Linked DNA regions of Homo sapiens: region 2 is linked to region 1. A link is a loop called in an ENCODE intact Hi-C map of the cell type or tissue named here. Cell type or tissue: B cell. All regions are shown on one strand. Each heading gives the region's core, and the rest is flanking DNA. Links, peaks and the distances in the headings are about the cores only.

Region 1 (5,387 bases), core at 295-5,294:
AAACCTTCTTGAAGTCGCATGGGAAGCAAAGGGGTGCTTCGCTGTCTGGTAGAAAAATCACTTGCACTTTTTTTTGTTTTTGTTTCTGTGGTTTTTTGTGTTTTTTTTTTGTTTTTGTTTTTTGTTTTTTTTTTCATAAGATACAGGACGTTTGGGGGTGCAAACTTTTTTTTTTTTCCCTAACAAGTACCCTTGATCTGAATGGGCACCAGCATTTGTGTCAGTATTGGTTTCATCATTATTATTATTATTATTATTACTATTATTATTTCCCATAGCCCAGTTCAGGGATGCAAAGGTCTTTAAAACTTCTGGACAATCTCTGGTACAATGAGGTGTCTGATAACTGATAAATCCTATGATGCCAGATAGGTGTAAAATTTTTTAGAATTGGCGTAATCCATTATAGTGACTTCTAGCTTATAAAATTAACAGATACCATGATTTCATTTTAGTCATGTGCTTTGATAACAGAAAATAATTAATTAGCATTTAATGTAGTTAACATATTGTGGTAAAAGCACCATTAGATTTGTTTTTTTGTTTTTTTTTTTTAATTTCCTTCAGTTTTTAAAGGGATACAAGTTTAACAATAAAAAACATAAAAAGCAAAAATAGCTCCCCTTTTTCTTGCAAGGCTGTTTTTTACCCCAATAATTTAGAGTCCTGGGGTGAAAGGACTAGAAAAACAAAAATAGAATTTTCAACAATCTCTATCTTACAAAGATATTTAGCTATCCAATGAAATTGCACTTTACTCAATTCAAAATTCGATTGTTTTGATTGATTCCTGTCAGTTTCTGTCAAAACAGACCATCTTCCCCATTTCCATGTGAATTTTTGTGTCATTGTTGAAATTGTTGAAAAAATGTTGTTGTTGTTTTTTTAAATGTAAGTGCAGCATTTCAAAACTTTTAAAAAACTGAACAGTAGTAGTAGTAGTTTGCCATTTTCGGAATTGTTCTGCAATGTGAGTGGATTCATTGTCCTTGCGGGCCATGTTATATACTTAACTGCTGACTGCTGAACCAAAACAAACTAAAGGAACAAATAAAAAAGGAATATAACTGCATTTTCTTTTTCCAATATGTTACAGAAAAACATTGCCCTTTGACTGTCCCGTTATATATTGCAGATCTCAGCTACTACAAAAGATTTAGTTCTCCATGTGCCTCCTCAATGCTCAAGGAGGATCACACCTGTGTGGGTAAATTCATGAAATACTGTGAAACAGCCAGGCTCCGTAAGGAAAGTGTGTTACAACAGGAAGTCAGTGAGCAAGGGTAGTCCTCCGCTAGCCACGTCACCTAATGCTCACGCTACCATGGAAACACTTCAAATGTTACAAAGCCCAACCATTTCCAGCACCATATGAGAAATTACAACAGTCCCTAAAGTATTTTAAAAAAAAAAAAATCCCAAAAGGTTATGGCCTTTGCTGTTTGACCATAATGCTTGCTGTTTCCATGTACAAGTTGATTTGAATCGGTTTTTCTCCCCTTCCGCTGATAGTGAAGTTGTAACTGCGCTGGGTTGAGGTTGCGTCCATGTTACAGAGTTGAGAAGGGGTCAGGTGGTCTGTCTGGTGGATGGTGGGACGCTGCAACTTTTATCCCAGGTACCAGGACTGGAAGACAAAAGGAAAAATACAATTAAAATCACAATTTGTAAAAACGTGTGTTTTAGAAGTTGCCTTTTCAACCACGAAATCAGGATCTACGTTAGGGATGCGGGAGGGATTCGCTGGGAAAAGTAAAGGCACGACAGACAATAAAAAATCCTGTGACACTGAAACTGATCTTATTCTTCTGAAATTATAATTCATTGTCTTCATTGGGGTTTTCCAACATTCTGAGTATATCTTACAGAATGAGGTATTTCTGTTCACTTGAAATACAAATAAGGGTTTTGTTAACTGATGGGGGCAGTTATAGGAGGGCAGGAAACTTGACCATCTTGTTTATCATTCAATCCTCAGTGCCTAGCCCAGTGCCTGGAATACAGAACGTTCTTAATGAAGAAGAGTTGAATGAATGGAGAATGGGTAAAGGGAGGGGTTTCATGTGGCAATGAATGGCTACTCTGATGATTTTCAACATCTCCTTTCAAATGAGGTGCAGGCACTGAAGCCATGATTGTGACACTCTCCTAACAGGCCCAGATGGTCAATAGCGACACAAGAATAAGTGGAGGTAAGGTGGAAAAAGTGCTGGACCCAGTCTTCCTGGGTGATTTTGAGCAAGTCACAGTATTTTTCCTTCCTTACATATGTAGGATTTTATGAGGGAAGATGCTCCTTTCAGCCCAATATATCTAAAATGGTATTTTCAAACATGAAACATAATAACTAAGTAGGATCAAGATTTTACTCTATTAAGTACCACATTGTCCAAAGGAAAAATGAGGCCACTGCGTACCCTTCATTCATGCTTGCGTCCATGCAGCATTTATTTAGAGCCTTCTGTGTGCCTGCCAGGCCCAGTTACTGGTTACCTTTTCCTTTCGTAAATCCTTAGGTGGTTAGCTTTGAGCAATTGTCTGGTCATATATCACTTTATCTGCTGGCATTTCTTTTTCTGTTAGCTAGACAGAATGAGCAATTATGGACTAACATCAGAGTTAGTTTCTCCAGTGAAATAAAAAAGTATGTGGCTTTTGCCGACTTTTCTCTAGAGATACCTTGACAAATTCACTACATTTATCATTATTTACAGAAAAATTACCAAGGCCTAACAAAAACCAATGCTTCTGAATTCTTTAAGTTGACGGTATCAGAAAGGGTTCTAATTGGGTTGCTTCAGGCAGGTGAAGGATCATCCCTGTGGAAGAGATTCCATTAGGTAATGTAAGGACTCATTTGGTCCCCAGGGATGAATGGCTAAGTGATAGCTACATGGAGTTTGGTATAAGATTTCCTAGTCACACAAGCCACCTTTGATTTCCAGAGGAGTTTAAAAAACTTAAGCCCAGACCGAAAAACTACGCATCCTGTAGACTTTCAGATGTTATTCTTTGACCACATGCTTTGAGGAACACAATAAAGCCTCTTGTGTCCTGAAAGGAAATCAGCCTGGCAAATACACATGGCCTAAATCTAGCTGGACAAAAGAAAGAAGAGGGGGAGAGAAAGGAGAGAGAAAGCAAACCCCAAACTGTGTTTCTAGTAGGCCTCTACCTAACAGCTGACTCTCATCCACGTTAGAGCCGCTTCCTCCCTTCTACAAAACAGGTTCAAACTTTGGGTGCGGGGAATAATGCTTACTATTTCTGTTTTCACACTTTCTAAGTCGGTTGTGAAATTCCAGACTTCTTCAATCTGACACTAAGGTAGTTCTTGAAGCAAAGGCCTGGCACCCAGTGAGTCAGCAGGGGGAGCAGTTCTCCACACCACAGTTTCTGGACGAGACCTCAGGGCACTACAAAAATCTGCAGTGCCTCTGCACTTCTCTTAAAAAGCAAAGCAAAAAAAAAAAAAAAAAAAAAAAAGTTTCTTCACACATCTTACTATTCAGTATGTGCCTTGCCGACAAGGTTACCCCAGAGCAGCTCTGTAATCCTTCACTGAAATAGGCTTTATTGATTGCTCTGGTCTATTGTTCTCTTTTCAAGTCCCCCAAGTTCAAGTTCATCCTGGTGTTACATCATGTCTGGTTGCTAAGAGCAACCAGACAGACCCAGACGTGACTATCATTAGCAAGAAACCCTCTGCTCTCCTCCCACCAACCTTCCAGTGGTTCTGACGTAGCAGGCCCACTGCAAACACATTGAAGTATTTATTCTGCCTAATTTATGACCTACACAGCAAGCAAGACCCCCACTCCAAAAACCAACATTGTTGTATATTTAATTAATCTGTCTTTCTCTGGCACTTGGGAAAGTTAGACAAAGGACTAATTATTGTGTTTCACTCTGCACACTTTTCTTTTGGGGGGTGGATATTTGCATGGGAAAGAAAACTACAAGGCCCAGCATCAGCCCCCCACCTCTTTTTCTTTTTGCCCTATTGACATTTCATGAAATACTTTAGCTGCTTAAGGGAATTAGAAAAAAAAAATGCGATGTGAATGTTACTCCTTCTGAGTTGGTATTCAGTAACACAAATCAACTCATGACATGTTTAAATTTAAATGCTAACCACACACTCTCAGAGTTACTTTAAAGGTTAGTTTTTAATCAATAGAAGTTGCTGACTCCAGGTTTTTGGGCTGCACGCTGCAACTCTTGGGCTTTTGTCTAACGTTAAAGCTTTCAAACTTTTTTTTCCTTGAGATGATTTTAGCAATGATTTGCAGACACAGAAGGCTATTGTGCTCTGACCAGCAACATGTCAACAGAGGGGCTGAGCTGCCCTGTGGTGGGGTGTCAATATGACTCCTGAAGGCAGAGGTTGGGGGTCTTTAATAACCCGTGAAAAAACCTTAATTAACCCTTTCAGGCCCAAACCAAAACCTATTCTTAAACTTGTTCACTCCTATAATTTGACCATTAGTACTTATTTCAACATCACACTAATCTTCATGACAATTAACCCAGCTACTTGACCAAGGTTTTCCAGAACAGGAAGTTGGTTAGGGGAACCACACAGGGAATTTTTCTTTTTTGAAGTCTCTGATTAAATCATTTATTTGCAGAGATGGCAGATAGTTCTAATAATAATAATAATAATAATAATAATTCATACATCTCCCTGAATTTTCTCCTAATCAGTTTGTAAAGACACTCATAATCCCATTGGGATGAGTGTGACAGTCACACATGTGTAAGCCAGTCAATTCCTAGAAACTTCCATGAGCTGCTAGTAACACCAGATGGACAATATAATGTTTGTAAAAGCCTACTTTTCTCTTGTGATATTTTCTTATAATTTCTATTATGCAAGCAGTACAAGTTTTAGAACATTAATTGAAGAATGATTCTGCATATTTTCTTCTTGGGTCATATAGGAAAAACATAAAAGAAATCTGAGCTTATTCGATCGTTGGGGTTGAGCAGCAAATCACTGGGAAAATGGTAACACATTAAACAAAAACTATCCTCAGACATTTAGTGACATAAGCTTAGGTTTCATATGCTTTCTGCCTTCGTACTTTATAGCCCCTTAATCTACCCTACTGTATCCAAATGGACTACAAAGGAATCTCCCTCCCTATGTGCAGTGAGTGGCATTATTACAATGCAATATAGGATGATGTTATCTTGATACATTTACATTAAGTAAACACAGAGCTTTGATCTATTTTTTCCTCAGAAACTTTCAGCTATAGTTGTTGTGGAGGTCCACAAATCCACACTCCCACCAAGGCTCCAGTTACGTAAAATTAGTCGGTAACATTCACAATGTCTAGAGTTTGGGATGTGCTGAGCGGGAGTGGGGAGGGAAGTGGGGT
Region 2 (5,387 bases), core at 91-5,090, 610 kb after region 1:
TTGGATCTATCTGATTTATAGGGTTGTTCAAGTTTACTCTTTTCTTATTGATTTTCGGTCTGGATGTTCTAGCCATAATTGAAAGTGAGGTATTCAAATCTTCTACTATGATTGCATTGCTGTCTGTTTCTCCTTCAGTTCTATTAATATTTGCTTCATGTTTTTGGGTGCTCTGATGTTGGGTGCATATACATTTATAGTTGATTTATCTTTCTGGTGAATTGGCCCCTTTTTATAATTATATGATGTCCTCTTTTGTCTACTGTGTCAGTTTTTGACTTAAAGCTTATTTTTTCTGTTATAAATATAGCTACCTCTGCTATATTTTGGTTACCATTTTCATGGAATATATTTCTTCTATCCTTTTCTTTCAGCCTGCATATGTCTTTAAATCTAAAGTGAGTTTCCCATAGGCAGCATATAGTGAGATCTTGATTTTTAAAAATCCATTCAGCCACTTGATGTCTTATGATCGGGAATTTAATCCATTTACATTTAAAGCAATTACTTATAGAGAAGGACTTAAGATTGACATTTTATTAATTGTTTTCTGTCTTGTAGCTTTTTGTTCTTTTTCTTTCTCTCTTTGTGTTGTCATTTTGGTAGTGACATGTTTTGAATCATTTCTTAATTTCCTTTATGTATCTTCTATGTGTATTTTCTTTGTAGTTAACATGATGCTTACACAAAACACTTATAGTTATAACAACCTACTTTAAGCTGATAACAACTTAACTGCAATCACATACAACTTTACTCTTTAACTTCTTTCTCCTTCACGCTTTGTGTTAACTCTTATACTATAATTAAAAGTGATTTATGGACCACCATTACAATATTCTGTATTCGTTTATAGATTTACCTTTACCAGCAAGCTTTATACTTTCACATGTTTTTGTGTTGCTCTTTAGCATCCTTTTCTTTCAACTTGAAGGACACTCTATAGCATTGCCTGGAAGTCTAATGGTGAGGAACTCCTTCAGCTTTTATCTGGGAAATTCAGTGTTTCTGCTTCATTTTTGAATGTCAGTTTTGCCATATTCTTTTTTTTTTTTTTTTTACTTTTAGCACTTTGAATATATTCTCTTATTTCCTGCTGGCCTGCAAGGCTTCTGCTGAGAAACCCATTGATATTCTTATGTAGAATCCTTTTCATATGGTGAGTAGCTTTCCTCTTCCCACTTTCAAAATTCTCTCTTTGTCTTTGACTTTTGGCAATTTGATTGTAATGTAGACTTTTACAAGTTTATCTTAATTGGGATCCTTTAGGCTTCTTTTATCTGTATGTCCATTTCCTTCCCCAAATTTGGGAAAATTTCAGCCATTGTGTCTTCAAATAATCTTTATGCCATTCTCAATCTCTCTCTCTCTCTTTCCCTCATTTCCTTCTGGAATAGCCATAATGTGTAATTAGTCTGCTTGATGGGGTTCCATAAGTCCCTTAGACTTTCATCATTCATTTTCATTTCTTTTTCCTTTTGTTCTTCTGACTAGGTAATCTGAAATGATCTGTTTTCGAGTTTGTTGATTCTTTTTTTCTGCTTCATCACTTTTATTTTTGAACCCCTCTAGTGAAATTTTCAATTCAGCTCTTGTGTTTTTAAGCTCCAAAATTGCTGTTGTTTATTTAAAATTTTTTCTCTTTGTTGATATTCTCATTTTGTTCATTTACCATTTTTCTAACATCTTTGTGATGGTTATTTTGAATTCTTTGTCAGGTACTTCATATAACTCTATTTCTTTAGGGTTGGTTACTAGAGATTTATTTTGTTCCTTTGATTGAGATATGTTTCCATATTTCTTTATGTGTCTTGTAACTATATTGGTATTCATGCATTTGAAAAACAGCCATCTCTCCTAGTCTTTACTCACTGACTTCATACAGGGAAATAACTTCACCAGTTATTTCAGCTAGAGGTTGTGAGGGCCTCTCACATCTTTTCTGGAGATGTGTTTTCTCTGGTTTCTCCCAATTAGAGAGGTTTGCAAGTTGTTTTTTTCAGAGCTTGTAATCTCTTGCTCCCTCTGGTGTCTATCTGTAGTATTATAAGTTTTCTGGTGCAACCACAAGCAACTGAGTTTTTAGGTTTTTTTTTTTTTTGGTCCCTCTGGCCCTAAGCAAACAAGGTATGTTGGTTTCCCATTAGGACTCTGAATCAGATGAGGCAAAAACTCGTCCCTCAGGAAGCCCCCTGAAAAGGCAGAATGCTAGACACACATACCACCCTCCTGTTTTTTCCCAGGGAAAAAGCCACAGCTAGGTGCTTACTCTTGATTACAACAAGCCCTGCTAATTTCTATCTGTGATATTACAAGTTCTCTGGCACTGCCACAAGCCGCTGACTCTCTTTTGCTCTCTGTGGCTCCCAGGCATCCAATGTATGTCAGTTCCCATGAATCTTCCGAGTCAGGTGAGACAGAAACCAGTTCCTTGGGCAGCCCCTCAAAAGCTGAAACTTTGAACATACATTTCATTCTTTTCTCTACCTGTCACAAAAGAAGCTGTATGTTGGGCTTTTCCTCCCAGAGATGTGCTGGCTTGGGGGAGGGGCTGACATAGTTAATGAAATAAATTTCTTATCCATTTCAATGCAGCTGCTCTTGGCTTTGAGATTGCCTGGGGGTATTGTGACTTCCTAACTGATTTCTAGGTTCTCATAAAAACTTTTTGTCTGTGTATTGTTGTTTAGTTAATGTTTCTGTTGGGGAATGGGGTCTGGGGTTTCCTATTCCCCCATCTTGATGATGTCATTCTTCTATATCTCTTAAATAATGAGAAATTAAAACTTGCTCACTCCACACTCATATGTGCAAAGACACACACACACCTTATTATCCTACCTATGGCCTCCTTTTTATTTACGCAGTTCTCCCCCTAATGTATCCTCTCTCTCAGCGTTGCCCAGCAAGTATGCCCCAAGGTCCCATGAATAGATTTAATAACATCTTTAGACCTAAGCCATAGGAATCCCTGCTCTAGACCTTGTATTGAAAGATAATACATACCACAAATACAAAAAGACAGATTTATTTAAGAGCACATGGGCACCTCTGTCACTCAGGATCTGTTGTTGAGGGCTGACATATGCAACCGTAAACATTTGTTCTTACAAGTAACATCTTCTGGACCTCAAAGAAAAACTTTTTTTTTTTTTTAAATATCTCTTAATATACGTCCCTGAAACATGCTTTAAAGGTTTGTGGTTTGTGTCATTGCCAATGTTGAAGCTAGTCCCTATTTTAGAATGTGGGAAATATTTGAACAACTGAAGCATTTAGGTAAAAGAAGAGGCGAATTAGTCAATTTGTCCAATCTTTCTTTTCAAAAAGCTTTAATATGGATATTCCTGCTCAATAAAGAATCACTTCCCAGTGACATATAGGGTACTTTCTCTTGCTTCTCTGTCTTCTGGTTCTGGAGATACATCAGTTGGTATGGTATTTATAGGAGTTACAGGTGGCAGATGAAGAACTATTAACTTTGTAATAGTTAAAATTTATATTACCCTGAAATTTATATATAGGAAGAAGTAACATGTACGATGTCTGATACTGATTCTTCACCTTTCTATTAAATCTGGTTACTGTTTTTAAAATGGTGAAAATCATGAGACAAGTGATAATTTATACAATGAAATTATAATAGTTTGTAAAGCTTTCTATGATAGTGATAATTTATCATATGTAATCCCACTATAATGTTTGCATATTCTACCTAAAATTTAAAGATCTTTCTAAATCTAAGATAATAATCTAATTATTTTAATAATTTTATTGATAATGCCAGTTTCTCCTGCCTCTGAAGAGTGAGTTTTCTCTAAACTGAAATTAGTATAAACTTACCTAAGAACTACAGTGACTCAGGAATAATTGTGTAATTTGGTGTTACTACTAAAGGAACAAAAATTATATGACAATCTTGATTATAATAGCATAAATTTTTTTTTGCCAAAATGAAGGAAAGAAAATTTTGTGGAATTAGTGTATAGCAATTTATAAATTATGTATTCCTTTATTTTAGTAGTCAACAAACATCAACCACTTATTAGTAGAACAGTGGTTTATTTTCAGTGACATAAAAATAATAGCTTCACACATATTTTTATTTTTGTTTCTATTAAAGTATATTTGTCAATGTAGGGATATAGAAGGCAGTTTATGCAACAGTTTACTAGTTTGATTATGAATTTTGAATTTAGACATCCAGTATATGGACCTCTAGCTATACTCTTGTCCTGAACCCATAAAATGTTTGAACCTGGTCTGAATAGGTTATGGCATGACAGCCAACATTTATGACTACTGTGACACTGAAAGTGTCAATGAGCAGGTGTCTGGAAACGTGGAGCTGTACTTCAACATCCTGCTGATCATATCTATGGAGCTGTTTGAGGGTGCTCTAGAAGTGCAGTGCTCAGCTCAAGGAACATGAGTGAGGGGAATAGGATATGGTTGAGGGTCCTGGTATGGCATCTTCTTTTTGTACCCTTTGAGTGGCCTCAAGCAAGCTGCAGAATTACTACTCTAATCATGCGAGCATATTTATAGCTTCATCACTGTTTAAAATACTGGGTTTGAGAAAATTTGACTTATATCTATACCAATTCACATTTTCTTTCTTATTTTTTTAAGTTCCGGGGTACATGCGCAGGATATGCAGGTTTGTTACATAGGTAAACGTGTACCATGGTGGTTTACTGCACCTATAAACCCATCACCTAGGTATTAAGCCTAGCATACGTTAGTTATTTTACCTAATGCTCTCCCTCCCCCAACCTCACCCCCCGACTCCAGTGTGTGGTGTTCCCTTAGCGGTGTCCACGCTTTCCTATTGTTCAGCTCCCACTTATAAGTCAGAACATGCAGTGTTTGGTTTTCTGTTCCTGTGTTAGCTTGCTAAGGATAATGGCTTCCAGCTCCATCCATGTCCCTGCAAAAGACATGATTTTGTTCCTTTTTATGGCTGCATAGTATTCCATAGTGTGTATGTACCACATTTTCTTTATCCAGTCTATCATGGATGGGCATTTGGGTTAATTCCATGTCTTTGCTATGGTGAATAGTGCTGCAATGAACATATGTGTGCATGTATCCTTGTAATATAATGATTTATATTCCTTTGGGTATATACTCAGTAATGAGATTGCTGAGTCAAATGGTATTTCTGATTCTAGATCTTTGAGGAATCACCACACCACCTTCCACAATGGTTGAACTAATTTACATTCCCACCAACAGAGTAAAAATGTCCCTATTTATTCACAACCTTGTCAGCATCTGTTGTTACTTGACTTTTTAATAATCACCCTTCTGACTGGCATGAGATGGTATCACACCGTGGTTTTGATTGCATTTCTCTAATGATCAGTGATGTTGAGTTTTTTCAT

The links. A loop is a pair of places that touch in the nucleus more often than their neighbours do. Peaks named below come from ENCODE experiments on the same cell type or tissue, not always from the same donor. Only the 100,000 strongest peaks of a DNase experiment are listed, where the experiment ranks them.
Region 2: it touches region 1 in a loop (24-fold over the local background); 20 of 110 quality-filtered maps call a loop at or near these places.

Annotation. Positions count from the first base shown.
Region 1 is chr1:61,451,543-61,456,929 of GRCh38, reverse strand. It overlaps NFIA (nuclear factor I A), which reads right to left. Exons shown (of 11, transcript NM_001134673.4): 11 at 1-1,627. The coding sequence ends at 1,610. Among named protein-coding and RNA genes, the nearest start is that of NFIA-AS1, 200 kb to the right of the region's middle. RefSeq lists an enhancer at 2,412-4,807. In B cell, for the core only: a CTCF peak has its summit at 3,372 (motif pointing right); a DNase peak (open chromatin) is centred at 3,379.
Region 2 is chr1:60,845,414-60,850,800 of GRCh38, reverse strand. No RefSeq gene overlaps it. Among named protein-coding and RNA genes, the nearest start is that of NFIA-AS2, 120 kb to the left of the region's middle. RefSeq lists an enhancer at 838-1,668. In B cell, for the core only: a CTCF peak has its summit at 1,970; no DNase peak of the experiment used is centred there.